2 separate regions of the Homo sapiens genome follow, and region 1 is linked to region 2. The links are chromatin contacts, found by Hi-C or POLR2A ChIA-PET in ENCODE. All regions are on one chromosome and are shown on one strand. Each heading gives the region's core, a stretch centred on a gene start or an enhancer-like site at or near the end of the contact. The rest is flanking DNA. Distances are from core to core; before and after follow the strand shown.

The links. Hi-C counts contacts between places; a loop is a spot of excess contacts on that map. ChIA-PET counts read pairs that join two places held with the same protein, here RNA polymerase II (POLR2A).
Region 1: a loop to region 2 is called in a map of CD4-positive, alpha-beta T cell, with 4 times the contacts of the local background. The contact joins two enhancer-like sites. A Hi-C loop is called at or near these places in 1 of 168 maps with a recorded cell type or tissue (CD4-positive, alpha-beta T cell). POLR2A ChIA-PET finds 5 or more read pairs at or near these places in 2 of 52 experiments (endothelial cell of umbilical vein and naive thymus-derived CD4-positive, alpha-beta T cell).

The regions. Positions count from the first base shown.
Region 1 is chr15:61,089,747-61,093,203 of GRCh38, reverse strand. All of the region lies in intron 1 of RORA (RAR related orphan receptor A), which reads left to right. All of the region lies in intron 1 of LOC107984805 (a long non-coding RNA gene), which reads left to right. Among named protein-coding and RNA genes, the nearest start is that of RORA, 140 kb to the left of the region's middle. Within about 2 kb of position 1,719, at least 2 of the 41 ENCODE cell types and tissues checked have a DNase peak (open chromatin) inside an H3K27ac peak, as active enhancers do.
Region 2 is chr15:61,036,728-61,040,382 of GRCh38, reverse strand. The region is part of intron 1 of RORA (RAR related orphan receptor A); the gene reads left to right. It overlaps LOC107984805 (a long non-coding RNA gene), which reads left to right. Exons shown (of 3, transcript XR_007064660.1): 2 at 1-3,655. Among named protein-coding and RNA genes, the nearest start is that of RORA, 190 kb to the left of the region's middle. Within about 2 kb of position 1,747, at least 7 of the 41 ENCODE cell types and tissues checked have a DNase peak (open chromatin) inside an H3K27ac peak, as active enhancers do.

The DNA of each region.
Region 1 (3,457 bases), core at 470-2,969, 53 kb before region 2:
AATATTACCTTTTTTTGTTTCCTTATCTCTTTGTGGAATAAATGAGTAAATACTGTGACTGCAGTCACATGAGATAGGTATTAGCCATCAGTCTAACTAGAGGATCTAAGGAAACACTTCAGAAGTCCAGGAGAACGAGGCAGCAGTATTGACAGCAGATAGAGGAAGAAGCAGCAGAGTAGATCTGGAAGTGGGGAGTGTTTAAACAAGAGGGCTGGGAGGTGCAATGTCATACTTTATTTATACCTACTTCAGCATTCACCTACTCTGTCACCCTGGAATCCCCTGGAGTTTATCTGGAGAGAGGCACTGTGGAGAGCCCCTAAATCTCCAGCTTGAATTCCCTTAGCACTTGCTTCAAAGCCTCAGATGATATCTGTTGACTGGAGGGGAACAAGGTTTTGACTGTGGTTAGGACTCACCATTCTGTGTATAATGCCAACACCACCCAGGGCAGTTCATAACATTTTAATTTCCTCATAAAATGTGCTTTTATTTCATTTTGCAATATGTAAGCCCATCAGATTGTAGAGATGTAAGTAAATGGGGAATGTTGTTTAAATGGAATCTCATGGAAGGCACACCCAGCAATCATTTTCATTCATATTTTTACATTTCTTTTGGCAGCAAGAATGCAGTGTTTCTCCTTTTCATTTTCATGTAGTGTTATGGGGCATATTCTTTGTGGGTTTAGATTCCAGAGTAGCATATCTGATTTATACTTGATAAAGTGGTGTTTGCCAAGTAATTTTGCTGAAAAGCAGCCACTTAGGCAGAAAGGGAAGAACCTACTATAAAAAGAACAGAGCAGATTATGGAGCTGCAATGTCGTTCATTGGGACCAAGAAATGTTGGTTACCGAGAGACCTAAAAACTAGAAGTTTCCTTGATTAGACTTAGTTTCAGTTTTATTTCACATTTTTTTGAACATACTGCCAGCCTTTAAGTGAGTTTCATATTTGCTTATCACCAGCACCCTTCGTTATTTCTTCCCTGTAAGAATGGTTATAAAACTAAACAATATAGGTGACTATACATTTTATTGTAACCATGGAAACTATTGTTGATGATTTATTAAGCATCCTTTCTCCTGATCCCAAACAATACATTGTGTTGGCCCAAGTTCCCTAGAGGACTGGCTTTTCCATTATTGCATAGACCAACTTTAGCTTTATTTATATCTTGGTTTGTTCAATTGTTTGACTACGGTGTTGGCTTCTGGAAACATAAAAGCTAGTCTTGGGGGCCACCATCAAGTGTTTCAAAGTGTTTAAAGACCATTTTTAACATATGCCATTGTAGAAACAAGTTTAAAAGACCACTTTAACATATACCCTTGTAGGAACAAATCAGGAAAAAATGAACCTTACTTTATCTTTTCCCTTGCCTATGAATACACACAAGCAGTACTTACATTTCTAATAATGGATGGGTATAAAATACTTAGCAGCCCAACGCACTACTAGGCACTCAGCAAAGGTATGTCGAGTCTACCTTTCCTGAATTAATTCTTGTTATGTGAAGTTGCTTGTGGATAAATAAAGAGCATCATGCGAATGCTTCCTGTAGTCAATCTATTAAGGCTGGCTGACTGAGGAAGTCGGGTGGAATAATTTATCTAGTCCCAGGACCTTCATCCCAGAGGTTTCATGGCATCTTCTGCCGGAGCCCCACAGCTGAGGATTGCCCCTGGGAAGTGGGAGTGTGTGTGCCAAGCCCTGGGGTGCACTGGGCTTCCTTCGTTACACAAGTGCTTCCATCAGGCCCAGGCAGTGGCGGAGGGAGTACAGCAGCGCTTACGGACGCCCATTTTGATGGCAATTTGGCAGGGAGTCAAACTTTGGCCCTAAAGCAGAGGTGGTGCAATTAGACAGCTGAGATGCATTCTCTAAACACACACTTTTAATTGATTTCAGCTTGTTCAGTTCACAAAGATAGAGCTCTGACACATAGCAGCCTTCTTAGAGGGGCTTATTTTTACTTTTCCTTTATTCAGCAGCGTAATTCAACGGCAACAGAAGCAACAATAATGCAGAGCTCTAAAGAGTGCGTATTTGGCATGGCTCGGATACAAAAAGTATTATTAAGAACTAATGAGTGAGATAGTTAGATGTTAACCGGAAAAGCATTAATGAGCAGAAGAGAATTCTGGCATAAACATCTGTTTCCGAAGCAGATGTTACCTTGTAAATCTGCTGAAGAAAAGCCTGTGTAAATGGAACAGTGGACTGTTTTAGGTATTAGCAGGGACAGAGTGAGATCATGAGGTTTTCAGACACTGTTTTCAGCTCTTCTGAGACTCATAAATGACTGCGTGTGTCGAGGTGGTGAATTTTGGGGGGCGTTTTGGGGGTGACAAAAGCTATCAGGCAGGGGTGAATAACAGTGGCAGATCACAATGAGTGTGGCTGTGTGACATGGTAGCTGGAGACCACTGATTCCTGTTTCACCGGGAGAGATTTGGGATTCTCATTAACTAAACAGCTTGTCTCTTGTCTCATCTTGTCTAGAGCTCCATAATCATTTCAGTATAGATGGATTTTGGCTGCTGTCATCTCCCTGGGCTAGAGATTTAAGACCTGTTCTGCCTCAACAAAAATTACATAACCTTTGGCTGACTTTATTGTATAGCTTTCTTTACATGGGTGACTAAATGGCCGATAATGAGTTAATGGGCAAGCATTCCCAAATTACACAATGAGTACATTTTAGCAGCCTTAATGCTTGATCCAAGAATCACTAGGTGGCAAGATTCTCAGGGATCTCCAATAGAGGCTGGGGTATTTCTTTTTTTAGAGCCCCCAAATGACAGTGTGTTGGCAACTGCCTCATTCATATTCACAGAGGGGCACCTTGATTTGGGTTATTTTCACTTAGAATCATAAAACTGAGAACTGGAAGGTAGCTTTGGGATCATCTAGTTGATTCAGATCTCTTAGTAAACAGAATAAAAAATACAAGGTCTTGAAAGTGATTCATGCAGCCTGACCCAGGAATTGGTGAAATGGTTGATCCTCAGAACCCAGACCAGGGTTCCTAGACAGGCACTATCCTCACTTTACCCCACTCTAGAGAAAAACTCTTGCATCCTTCTCTGCTTACTGAATATTACGAATGGAGAAATGTCTCTGAAGGAAAAGTCTTCTGGGCAAAAACCCTGGGCTTGCCCCATTTGGTGCTTTGAAAGTTGAAGTGGGGGCTAGAGATAGAGTGAATTCCAGCCCCCAGGTCTTATAGTTAAAGGTTGCCCTTGGATGATTCATTTGCTTAGTTTTATCTACCCTCAGAATGGTCATTGGCCTGGTAATTGGGAATGTTCTACCCTCCATCTTTGGAAAGCTGTATTTGCCAACAGCTTGATGAGGTCAGGGCATCCTTGGAGCCTGCTGCTTGTCACTGCTCGGTGGGCTACAGAGGAACTCAGGAAACCAATCCCAGGACTTCAGAGCCTACGGTG
Region 2 (3,655 bases), core at 498-2,997:
AGCAAGCATTTCATGTGAAAGCTTCCAAACTGTTCTTTTTGCAATTACTAGTTTTAGCTCAAGCCTGAACCCATATTCTTGCTTTGCTTTTTCACCTCATTTGCCTTAGACAAATTCTGATGGGATGTATTAGTGTCCCATATACCACCTACCTATTTAAGATAAAGCCTACTTACAGCTAATAGAAAGTGGCACTATAATGTATATTTCATATATTTTATATATATATATATATATATATATATATATATATATATATATATATATATCAAAGCTTGTGATCATAGCCATTAGAATTATGTTCTTGTAATATGGGTGATACACACAATTTACGAAGTTGGAATGTTTGGGGAGGAATGTAATTGGAAAACTACCATCAACAAAATGGCCCAAATTCTTTACCAAATAGCATTAGTTAACCAATGTTTTCTAACACTGATTGGCAAAGAAAGTGCATCAGAATTACCTGGGTCCTTTGTTAAAAAGGCAGATTCCTGGGCCCAGCCTCACCTGCTGAATGAAAATGTCTGGAGGTGGGATCTGGGGATTTGCATTTTTAACAGATTTGGTAAGTTCCCATGCACATTGAAGTTTGCAAACTATCAAGCTGGTCCATCTATTTTTTTTTTTTTTTTTTTGAGACAGAGTCTCACTCTGTCGCCCAGGCTGGAGTACAGTGGTGCAATCTTGGCTCACTGTAACGTCCACCTCCCAGGTTCAAGTGATTCGCCTGCCTCAGCTTCCTGAGTAGCTGGGATTACAGGTGTGCACCACCACACCCAGCTAATTTTTGTATTTTCTTAGTAGAGACAGGTTTCACCATGTTGGTCAGGCTGGTCTCGAACTCCTGACCTCGTGATCTGCCTGCCTCGAACTCATGACCTCGTGATCTGCCTGCCTCGGCCTCCCAACCATCTGTTTTACCAAGGAAGAATGTGAACCTCAGCCTCAGAGAACTGTCTCTGAGAAATGGACAAAGCAATAATGCAGTAAAAAGAAAAAAGAAAGAAACCAGACACCTTTCAGATTCTTCACAATTCCCAAATGCCAACATTTCTAACATTTGAGGTTGACAAGAGCCCAACTGTATTTTGCCAGATTTTTCCCCTCAAATTTTACCTCCCTCTCCCAAGCATTTTTAGGGAATTCAGTCCATGTGTTCTTGATAGTCCTGCACTAAACTTATCGAAAATGTCATTTTGTAACAGTGATTTGGTTGCCCTGTAGTGTTTCAAAATCTTTTGTTCCTCCTTAGAAACCAGAAGTTGTACTTGGCCAAGGACGAGCTAACCCCAAACAGCAAGAGGTTTGAGTTGGCTCCAAAGCACAAGCCTCACAAATATCCCGTGAGTCTCCCACAGGCTTGGGGCTCTCTGTTTAGAATTAGAACCTAATCTTCAAATATCCCTTTACCCTCTTGCCTCAAAAAGGAAGGCAGTGAAGAGCAGCAGCAAGGCATCCTGGATGAGCACTGGAAGGGGAGAATGCTCATGTTTTAGTCGTGGGCTTTCCACCAGTTAGCTGTGCAGCTTTGGGCAGATACTTGAACTTCTCTGGTGCTCTGTTTCTTCATGTTTAAATGAGAGGATTAAACTGTATGACTTTTGGGTCGAAAGTACGTCTCTGCCATCAGTATCATAACAATTATTGAAATTGCTGCCTAGAATCTTCCGCTACCACAGTGTATTTTGATTGGACTGTTTATTGCCTTAGCAAACACAATGCAGTGCTGTGTCTTTGGCATCTTGCCAGGAAAGATGAGCCAATTTTCTCGTGTTGCTTCTGGATGTCAAAACATTCTCATCTGACCATGCCACAGAAGAAGTTTGTTGAGAGTGTGACTGACTGACATAATGACTGATTGGCTGATAACGGCAGCTGACAGTGATTGATTGAGTGTAAAATTATCTGTTCTCATTACTTCTGAAATTGAATTCAGATTGGTTCTATTGGAGGGTTTCCATGGAGACCATAACCTGCTATAGCAAGTGTTTGTGGATGCAATGTTTTATTGTGATCAATACCTGTTTCCTCTGCTGGTCCAAAGAAATTATTAATGATTATAGTCAAGTAGAAAGAGGCAACCATATATAAGAAGAAAAAAACTCTCATATTTTGTCTCATTGCTACATAAAACAAATGTGGGCCTTCCCAGACTTGCGCTTTGGCTAACTAGTTCATAATACGTTCGATAACTTGCCATTCTTCTTTTGCTATTAATGCAGAGGGTTTGCTTTGGAAAAAAGAAAAGTATTTCTAGGACTCTTTCTCTCTTTGAAGAAGATCAGAATAATAGACGAATGTTCATACTTGGTTTTTTTTTAAATGCGATGTTACAGAAACAACAAACATTTAATCAAATCTTAAACACACCCATGTTAATGCAGAGACAGAGATGGTCCCTCAGGCTTTTTCTGGGTTGTTTCCATGAATGATAAAGTCATTAAACAATTTCATAGGCTTGCCTTATTGATCTCTCACAATGGCATGCTATGTCTGCTCTTCAGGAAAGCCTTTCCTGACTGCCCCCATCAGAGTTAATTACTACTTACTCTGTGTTCGCATGGCCTTCTTCCATCTTCTATTATAGCATTCATCTCAGGCCACCTTGCCTTACAATTACTTGTATCTCTTTTTCCCACTAGATTATGACCTCCTTGAGGACAGGGTGATTTTCTTGTTGCTCTTTGTATTATCCTCAGCATCTAGGTGAATCTCTGATACATCACAAGGGTTCAATAAATGCTCATTGAATTGAATTAACTGGATCTGCATTCCAAGGTCATCTCTTCCTAGACTGGTGTTGAATGGGATTCCCATGAAGTGAGGCAGCAGAGTGCGTGCTTGCTGGTTCTGTTGCTTTGTCTCCTGCCCTGTGGCTGCGTCTGTGCCCAAGAGGATTGTTAGGATATATTGTGCTACAGGAGATTGATATTGTATAGGATGTCTGTACAGCTTATAGACTGGTGCTGACCGTACTGAAATGATGGTGGGAGGATACCTAATAAGGATTCTATTTTATGCTTAGCTGTATTCATTCATTGGTTTGGTTGGAATCTGCTTCAGCGTACTTCCTCTACCCAAATTTGGCTCATTAGCTGAAATCACTTTGGGATGAATCCACTGTTAATAGTGGCTAACATTTTTCATGCACTTACGACATGTCTGGCACAGTACTAAGTACTTTACATATTTTTCAATTCTTACACATTGCTCCCATTATCCCATTTTGAAGATAAGGAGACTGAAGCACAGAGTGTTTATTTCCTAAGGTCACACAGCTAGGAAGTAGAGGAGCTAGGATTTGAATTCCTATAGTCTAGCTTCCTACCCCATTCTTAAGCTATCTACCCTGTTGCCGCCTGACAAAAGTGTGTTTCAAAATTTAATTCCTGAACTGACTGCATCAAAATCCCCTGTAGTGTTTGTTAAAAGTGAAGATACCCCAAGACCTACTGATTCAGGTTGTTTTCACCGAGGCCAGCAAATCTGCACCAACATGTTTTATTCTGTTCTGTACCTCAAGCTTTGATGCTGCTTTGTTTTCTTGTTTTGGGAGAAGGGCAGGGGTGGGGGTGGAGGCAAGCGAGTCCAATACTACAACTTTAGAAATCTCTGCTCTAGGGTGAACACTCTCTTTGAGACTTCTAAATTA